Regions from separate parts of the Homo sapiens genome. Here region 2 is linked to region 1. Evidence: chromatin contacts called from ENCODE Hi-C or POLR2A ChIA-PET data. All regions are on one chromosome and are shown on one strand. Each heading gives the region's core, a stretch centred on a gene start or an enhancer-like site at or near the end of the contact. The rest is flanking DNA. Distances are from core to core; before and after follow the strand shown. Region 1 overlaps DYM (dymeclin). Region 2 overlaps DYM (dymeclin).

What was found. Hi-C counts contacts between places; a loop is a spot of excess contacts on that map. ChIA-PET counts read pairs that join two places held with the same protein, here RNA polymerase II (POLR2A). Pooled maps may share reads with other maps.
Region 2: a map of ascending aorta shows a loop between it and region 1 (2.1-fold over the local background). The contact joins two enhancer-like sites. A Hi-C loop is called at or near these places in 2 of 168 maps with a recorded cell type or tissue (ascending aorta and posterior cingulate gyrus), 1 of 37 single-sample maps with no recorded cell type and 3 of 50 pooled maps. POLR2A ChIA-PET finds 5 or more read pairs at or near these places in 5 of 52 experiments (AG04450, GM12878, MCF 10A and 2 more).

What each region holds. Positions count from the first base shown.
Region 1 is chr18:49,053,944-49,058,429 of GRCh38, forward strand. The region is part of intron 17 of DYM (dymeclin); the gene reads right to left. Among named protein-coding and RNA genes, the nearest start is that of MIR4744, 6.4 kb to the left of the region's middle. Within about 2 kb of position 1,913, at least 12 of the 41 ENCODE cell types and tissues checked have a DNase peak (open chromatin) inside an H3K27ac peak, as active enhancers do.
Region 2 is chr18:49,092,741-49,097,469 of GRCh38, forward strand. It overlaps DYM (dymeclin), which reads right to left. Exons shown (of 18, transcript NM_001353214.3): 17 at 4,662-4,729. Among named protein-coding and RNA genes, the nearest start is that of MIR4744, 45 kb to the left of the region's middle. Within about 2 kb of position 1,578, at least 3 of the 41 ENCODE cell types and tissues checked have a DNase peak (open chromatin) inside an H3K27ac peak, as active enhancers do.

The sequences.
Region 1 (4,486 bases), core at 663-3,162:
ATGGGAGGTGGGTGGTGCTCCCGGACGATGCTCTCCCAGGTAGTTCTGGCGAATACTGGGGCCAGGAGGTTTTACGTGGGCTTGGACAGCAAACTCTGGGAGAAATAATGAATCATCAGTTCAGCTAAATTGTTGATCAAGACTGAAGTGCAGGCTCTTCCAAGTGTAATGGAGGGAGTGACAAATCTATGAAATATTATAATTTAACAAAAAGAAGATAAGCACTGGTCTATGAATAACATCAGCAATGAATGTGGAAAAGTTTCATTTTATGTTAATTTTACAATTAATGAAGAACTTTATTTGTTTCTTTATTGAGACGGAGTCTTGCTGTGTCACCCAAGCTGGAGTGCAGTGGTGCGATCTCGGCTCACTGCAACCTCTGCCTCCCGGGTTTAAGTGATTCTCCTGCCTCAGCCTCTCAAGTAGCTGGGATTAGAGGGGCATGCCACTACGCCCGGCTAATTTGTTGTATTTTTAGTAGAGATAGGGTTTCACCATGTTGGCCAGGCTGGTCTTGAACTCCTGACCTCAGGTGATCTGCCCGCCTTGGCCTCCCAAAGTGCAGGAATTACAGGCGTGAGCCACTGTGCTGGGCCAGAACTAAATTTAAAATATAGGAAATTATAAAGGACCACTTATTAGAAGTTACAAGTTAAGAAACACAAAGTTAAAATTAAGAAGCCCATCATGAGAGTGGCTCAAAAGACAGTTGCAACACATGGCATATCTAGGAACACCATGGCTGGCGACACAGAGGGACTTGGGCAGGGGGTCTCTGGGCACTAAGTTACCACCCAAGAGGGGCACTTACAAGGTTGGCAGACACGGATCCTGAGCTCAGGAAATGGTTTCACCACTGTGGAGTGTCCACAAGTGACACTAACAGTTTTTGTAAGTAAGGGCGAAAAGACTCTTCGGGAAAACATGGAGGATATAAAGTGGAGCCCCATGCTCGGGACAAGCTCTCCACAAACCATCGTATCATTGGCTAGAACTGGAAGCCCCCTTGAGTCTGAATCTTGAGCAAATGTCCCTGGTAGGACCTCTGTCACAGACCCAGGCTAAGGGGATTCACAGAAAGGAGAGAAACTTAATCTTCGGTTTTCAATTTCTCTCTCTTTTCTGGGGGCTGGTGGGAAGGTACAGACTCTCCTGCTGCCTTGGTGTGTGGGCAGGGTTGTGACTTGTGGAGACAGGGCTGGGGTGGGGGTTGCTGGAACTGCATGTGGAGGGACCCTCTGGAGCAGACAGAGGCTGACAGCACCCTTCTGGGGCCGATCTGCAGTGAGGTGTGGCTAGAGGTAAGTTTGGAGAGGTGGGTGGAGGCACGGAGGCAGCCTTGAGGGAAGCCTGTTCACCTGGGAAGCCTAGAGTCGAGGGGACAGATGGAGGACAGAGACTCGTGATCTAAAAGCCATCAGCTGCGGGGCACCAGGTGAAGTTGCCTACGCGTCAACTCCTCAGGAAGGCTGACTGCATTACTGAGTCAAACTGCCTGATGCAAATCAATTCCTACTTAGGAGGCTGGGAGAAGGAGAATATTTTGATTCCAAGGTAGGAGATGGGGGCAAAAGTGGAGAATTCTGCTGTCTGTCTTCAAAGATGATGATACTAATGAGAGACAGAATCTGAATACGAGGTGCCAAGAGTCCTTCCTAACCCACAGCAGTGATGCTGTCTTTGAGGTTCTCAACAGATTGGGTGGGATCCTGCCCATTAGTAGCCCCAGGCCAAGCTGCAGAGCTTCCCAAAATGCCGAGGGCCAAATGGGCAGAATGCTAAACGAAAGCACAGCAGCATGCTGTGGGTGAGTAACCTGAATTCCCTTTCTTGGACAAAGGTCTCCCCGCCTTCGTGAGAATGGGAAGGCAAAGACTACGATGAGCTGAAGCCTGGAAAGGCTGGGTGAAGAAATGTTTCCCTCCAGCGTTCCAGGAAATATCCTGGGAGGGCTCACACCAAAAGATGAACAAGCAACCAGCGGCTGACTCTAATGGAACAACGGCTTCCCGCTGCTGGCCAGTGAGGATGGAGGTGGTGACACTGCCACGGCAGCTGAGGCGACTCAGCCCAGCAGCCACGTGAGCCTGGCTAGGGGAAGTGAGTAATGAGGGGGCTGGGGGAGGTGCAGGCTGAAGGAAACTTTGGGGTTTCTCAAGTCGTTCCTGTCTCTTCAGCTGTCACCCTCTGCTCCCACTTTCCTGAAATGGAGGCAGGACTCTTCAGACAACTCAGAGACTCAAGAGCCACCAAATGGGCTCAGGCCCTGCTTTCTGCTAGCATTGCCACAGAGCCCCTAAAAGCCACTGAAGACAGGCCATTTTCATTGACACTGTCAGAGTAGAAAAGAAAGAGAATACTTGAAACTCTGTTTTCCAAAACCAAAGTAGAGAAAGCTAATAAGCAAGGGACAGGTGATGTGATCAGAAATCAAACAGGATTTGGCTCTCAGGCTACATGCCACTGAGGAGAGGAGAATCTTCACAGAGGGCTAATGAGTGTAAAAATATTCGTATTTGTAAGCTGAAACAAAGATTGAATCTCCATTAATAAAAGCCTATTCTTTTTCATTCATGATTCCTGCTTTATTTATTTTATTATTATTTTTAAAGACAGAGTCTCACTCTGTTGGCCAGGCTGGAGTGCATTGGTGTGATCTCGGCTCACTGTAGCCTCAACCTCCCAGGCTCAAGCGATCCTCCCACTTTAGACTCCCTAGTAGCAGGGACTACAGGCGCATGCCACCACAACTGGGTAATTTTTTTTTTTTTTTTGTATTTTTAGTAGAGACGGGGTTTCACCATGTTAGCCAGGATGGTCTCGATCTCCTGACCTCATGATCCGCCCACCTTGGCCTCCCAAAGTGCTGCGATTACAGGCGTGAGCCACCGCGCCCGGCCACACCTGGGTCATTTTTGTATTTTTTGTAAAGACATGTTTTTGCCACATTGTCCAGGCTGGTCTTGAATTCTGGGGCTCAAGAGATCTGTTGCCCATCTCAGCCTCCCAAAGTGCTGGGACTACAGGTATGAGCCATGGCCTGGGCCAATTCCTGCTTTTACCCTTTCCTGTACAAAAAGGCATAGGTCGTAAGTTTCATATCTCAGTGTGTTAGCAATGTAAAACCTGGCTCACCATATCCAAAATAGGGTCTTGATCTGGCCTTGGGCAGGCTAGAAATTTAACTGCACTGGTATAAATCCATGTGATCTGAACTTTTTTTTTGGTAATTTTCTTATGAAGGGAGCAGTTTCACAGTTTACAACTTTATGAACTAGCAATAACACCATGGGCAGGATAGAGGGAAAGTACATTCAGAGGTGGCAAAGCAGTGATGCTGACCAATCAGACAAAGAGACCGCAGAGAGGAAGGACTTCACCTCTGCAGACTGCTGCTCCTTGAGCCCAGGTCTCTCGTGGACACTGCTCAGGGGCTGGCTCAGGCAGGGCCACAGACGAGCATGCACAGTGTTTCCCAGGCAGGCCTGTGGCACGATGGGGCCAGAAAGAGCCAGGGCAAGGGAGCTGGGAGTCATGCTCATTCCCACTTGCCCCATATGTTAACTGGGGCGGGGGGTTTGGTAGTGGCCCAGGAGTCGCCCTGCCCCATTGTTCCTAGTCTGACAGCTGAAGCTGCACCAGGCACACCACCATGACATCTGCTGTCTTCCTCTCCTCAGCCTAGACAGGCTGGAAGGCAGAAGAGCAGTAGGCAGCTGGCATTTCATGCTCCCCATGGCAACTGTCGCACTGATCAATTACTTGAAATTTCAATAAATACCATGAAAACGAAGTGTAAACTTTTAAGACTACCATGTACCTCTCCCATTTAGGCTATGAATGGTATCATGGAGGGAAAATTCAAGACGTCTGGATTTTAGAGGTGGCTCTGACACTAATAAACTTGGACAAACCATGTCCCTCTTTGACACTTAGTTACTTCATCTATAAACCATTACGGCTGATGAGGTCTGCTCTGACTGGTGGAGACTGGAGCTGAAGACTGACTGTGATGTTGAGGTGGTGCAGGCAGGGCTGAGAGGCCCAGTGAGGGCCAGGCACAACTGCTGGCTAGACTCTGTTAGCACCTTGCTCTGACTTCTCCAAGCAGTCCCAGAGAAGGGCCTCAAAGGAGTCCATCTTCTGCCTTGGAACAAGGTTCAAAGCCAAAGGACAACTGGAAAATACAAGACCTTTCCCTTCTCTATCATGATTTTTTTCAAATCAATGCCCCAGAAGGCAAGTAAAACATCTGTAGATGAAGCATTTGGAGATCTCTAGTCATTTTCAAAACAAGGAATTAAGAGCAAGCACTCATATTTTATAACACAGGCTCCAATTTTGCTAAATTTACATTTTTTTCTTTTTCTTCTTTTTTTTTTTTTTCCTCAGAGGCAGGGTCTTGCTCTGTTGCTCAGGCTAGAGTGTAGTGATATGATCATAGTTCATTGCAGCCTCAAACTTCTGGGCTCAAGTGATCCTC
Region 2 (4,729 bases), core at 328-2,827, 38 kb after region 1:
ACATCCTGAGAAGCAAATCTGGGGACAGAAGGAGAAGGGTGGTAGAAGGAGAAGGGCCAAATACAGGAAAACCAACTAGCAGGGAAAGCTTAGCGGTAAGAGACCCTTAGTCTTCCACCAGAGAGCCTGGGCTGAGAGGTCCTTGGGACAGCAAGCCATGGAGAAAAGCCTCACTCCTCACTGGGAGTCCCTCCTTTAATGTTCTGCACTAATGCTGTGCAGTGAATAAGGAGAGTTGAAGGACCAAAGGAGAAATCAAGATTTTGGCTGAGAAGAAGGAGAGAAATAGGAATCCAGAGGCAGGGTGAAGTTAATTTACCCCACGAATATGTATTGAATGAGATGGGTGTGCTGGGGGATGGTTTTGCTATAATGGAGGGACATACGTGTGCCATAGGAATGTGGAGAAAACCACCGAGTGTGCGTGGGTGAATCAGAGTGGGCTTCATAGAAAGCGGGGAGCATGATCGGCTCACCTGACAGACAAGCCATGAAACTGTGAGAACCCAGAAGCTGCATACACAAAGGCCTGGCATGCAAGGACTCTGTCCACCTGACGATCGGCCAGCGGCTGACAGCGTTGGAGCACAGGATCCGTAGGAGGAAAAAGAACACAACTTAAGTCAGGAGTTAGGCCATGAAGTGCCTTGTGTGCTGGATCAGAGCAGGGTGTAAGGGTGGCAACAGGGCTAAGAACACCTGGGGAGGAAGAAGGATGTGGAAGTGGAGACCCCAATTAGGAGTTTATAGCAATAGACTGTGGGAGAAATGTGGAGCAGCCACATGGGAGGGCGGCAACGTGGAGGGAAAGGAATGACTTGAGAAATGAGAATTTCTAGGGTTTGGGATCTAACAGTACTTTTGAGTTAGAGGGAGGATGCTGGCTATTCATATTTCCACAGGTAGAGATACACGAGGAGTGTGGATGTGTGGGGAGGCAGAAGAGAGTGACTGTGGACACATGGGGGTTGTTCCTGTGGGACCCCAAGGGGCCCTCCCAGTACAGCACTCAGGAATCTGCTCTGGGGATAGAGAACTGACAAAGAAACGAAAGATGCTTAGGGTGAGATAGGGAAGAGACCCCTGAATAGGAGCAAAGTGAAAGGTTTTAAGCAAGTTAGTTGATATGATTTTTTATATTTTTCTTTATGCAACTAAAAACAACCATGAAAGTATTCTAAAAAGTGGATATAAAATAAAGGCTTTAAAAATCATTTAGTGTGAAACTGGTAATTACTTTTAATTCCTATGACTTATCAAGTGTCTTGAGTAAATGAAGTTTGGTTAATGTCAATAACATATTATTCCACACTTTCTTATTTACACTAAAAGATAAGTTATCTTCTGGTTAATTCCCCTTGAAAAGCACTACCTAGTTTTCAAACACTAAATACAGTAAAATTCTTAATCCTCAAATGACATAGATAATTCACTAAACTGAAGAAAAGAGGGGACTTGAGAGCCCAACATAATAAAATCTGAGGTGGTAGTGGTATGAGAACACGCACGGATCTGGAAGAATTCTGACCCATCACCATGACATTCAAATTGCTCCACAGTAAGCAAAATGCGAGCCAGGAACATGCCCTGTTGTGGATACAGACAGTGAGAGCTTTGAGCTGCGGCTTCTAAGTCGGCTCCCAGAGGACATACTAACTTTATTTATTTCCTTCCAAATCCTAAAGGAGAAATAAGTGACTCAGGATTTCAGAGCCTGTTCTTTAGGTCTCTGTTTAAGCAGGAGGCTCCGGAAAAAATAATTACCTGGTATTGCCTTTCCCAGACTTCACAGAATACCAGTAAGAAGAGAATGTTTAGAATGATATTAATACTATTTACTCTGAACAGCCAAGTTGTTTAACTATATAGACAGATTTATCCAAATAGTATGCATTCCCACATAGGATATTACACAAATATTTTAGAAGGCTATGTCAAATAATATTTGATTGAAAAATATTTTATTTGGTTGGAAGTCAATTACTCTTCCATGGGCTTCCAGATCTTACTGTTTACTTGCCCAAAATTGGAAGAATACTACTTCTACAAAGTTGGCTTCAATTCTACAATGCAAGGGAAAGTTCTAAAACTTTTGGCTCATCGGCTTCAGCTGACATTAGCTGGTGAATTTTTCATGAGTAAGGGGCGCTGTGATCCTCTTAACAACCCAGAAGGTAGTAGTAAAGAATTCTGAGTTTCTAAGTGTTTAATTTATATATTTTAAGAAACAACAAATCAATTAGTATATATTATTCCACATTTTCATAGAGGGCTTATTAAGACAGCATTTCCAATTTGAAACCAACTCTTTTACATCAATATCATGTATGAAACTATTATTACACACCCGACAATTATTTTATCAGTATATATTAGTAAACTACTCCAAAGACTATAATGTGCTGTCATGTAGTATCATGTAAACATTACTCAACACAGCTTGAATTTTGAATCAACTTTAGATACCGTGGTATTCTGTGAATTAAACTCTAGAGATTTTAAGTGACTCATTTTATTATAAACACTCAATCCAAAAAGATGATTAAAATAATTGAGATAAGGCTTGATTGTAAGGATAAACAGCCTTTTATTTCTAGTAACATCTGTGGTAATAATATGCTATCATTTAAACCAACTAGGATGACTCACCATCTGTGGGTAAATGTAATTTTAGTAAATGTAATCTTTTCTAGTACTGGTGATAGTGTTTTTTTTTTTTTGTTTTGTTTTTAAACTGAATCATCCATCTTCTATCCTTTTGCAACCATGAAGTGAGTTGGCAAGCTGAGGTCAGGAGTACAACTTCTTGCTATGTTCCAGAACCAAATTAACTGGCCCTCTTAAGAAATTTACCCATGACCTTGGCCTCAATAGGATCTTGCTCTAAATCAGAGTCAACTTGCCTGGGACCCACCATAGATCAATTATTTTCTCTATTTAGCCATAATTCTGAAAAACGAAAAGAGTTACATTTTTGTTTATATGTCACTGTCTCAAATATAAATGACATTTTATTTTTGAATATAGTATAATAAATGAACAAATATTAACATTCCAGCACTTAGCCTGCACACTGTAATTCATTTTGCTTTAAGGTAAGTATTACAGTGAACTACAAGATTAACCTTCCCCAGACTCCATTGCAGTGTCCTTTTTTGGCAGCCTCGATATTTCTACTTTGTTCTTGACTGAGCTTACACACCAAGATCCATCACTTCCTGGGAGTAGCCACTTTAATCTTCATAGATTTTTTTGTACTGGTTCACATGGTATAGTTTACATAAATTTGAAATAGTTCAAAAAAATCCCACAAAAATACCCCCAAACCAACCAACAAACCAAGGTCTTACTTTATGTAAAAATGGAAACAATATGAATTCTCTATATTTAAAAAAATTATCTGGAATAGGAACACATCCAAGCTGGAGGGCCCAGTGAACTCTAACCTGTTTTTATGCTATTACCACATGGTGGTGCCACTTTGGCTGATAAACAGAACATTTGCCATCTTTGCACAGTACCGTGTGAATCTCCCTGTTGTTTATGTACAGTGGAACTTCAGTAAATGATTATGATGACTAATGTGCTGTTATTTTACAAACTCTGTTATTATAATTGAAAATATTTTTATATCCTACAACAATATCTCTCAAGCATTCATTAAGCAGTGGTTCTAGTGATAGTGCTGAAAAACATAGCCCCCAAAAACAGTAACAACACTGGAACAGACGTGAACTGTGACAAAACACTATGAAGGCCAAATATCCACTATGACCTCCTGTGTTGGTAATTTAGGTGAAAGCACTCTAAAAAATTAGAGCTAATGAAGAAAAAACTAAAAAGAACAGTAAAGTAAAAGTAAGCTGCAATGCTGTACATTCATGCATTCCCCAAAGGATCTTCTTTACATCTTTTTCTTATGGGATAATTAGTCTTGAAGTATGAGTTTTATATTGTGAGACTGCTTCAGGAATACATCTATCAAACAGATGTAAATGCCTTCTTCAAATACAGCACTTCCCCCACCTTCTCCACGAAGTGCATCTCTTTCCACTATTACATCCCAGGCACACAGTAAACAGTGCAGCAATTATGAATGTGGGCACTGGAGATAGACTTCCTGGGTTTCAATCTGCAGGCTCCATCATTTTCCAGTTGTATGGCTTTGGCTAAGTTTCTTAACCTCACTGTACATCAGTTTCCTCATCTGAAAAATTAGGATGATACCACTACCCACCGCAAAGGGCTGTGGTAGGGACTGAATGAGCTTGATATAACACATTTAGAACCTGTGTGGCACTGAGTCACACTATGGAAATATTAGCTACTCTTGTGATCATCTTCATCATCACCTTCCCATTAACTCTTGATGATACTCTTAAGGCCGAATTTGTTTCACTGGGTTAAAAAAATAAGGTGTCCTTTTATTAACAGTATATGAATTATAGTGCATGCCATGGCTACTTGTAGGATATGCAGTGGCATGAAAGTATTAATGCTTCTTTTGAAAAGCTGTCAGAAACCTTTGTCACAGTTCTGAGGAGCCCTTCTAGTCTATGTACTGGATAAGCAGCATGATTCTGGATAGGGTCTGCTAAGACACTAACATTTACATCAAGGGACACGGCAGTGTCAAGTGGACATTTCTTTAGCCTTCTTACCTTCAGTCTGTCTTTGGGCAGCGCAACGACGCCTTGCTTAATGATTTCCAGGACCCGTTCCACTGACA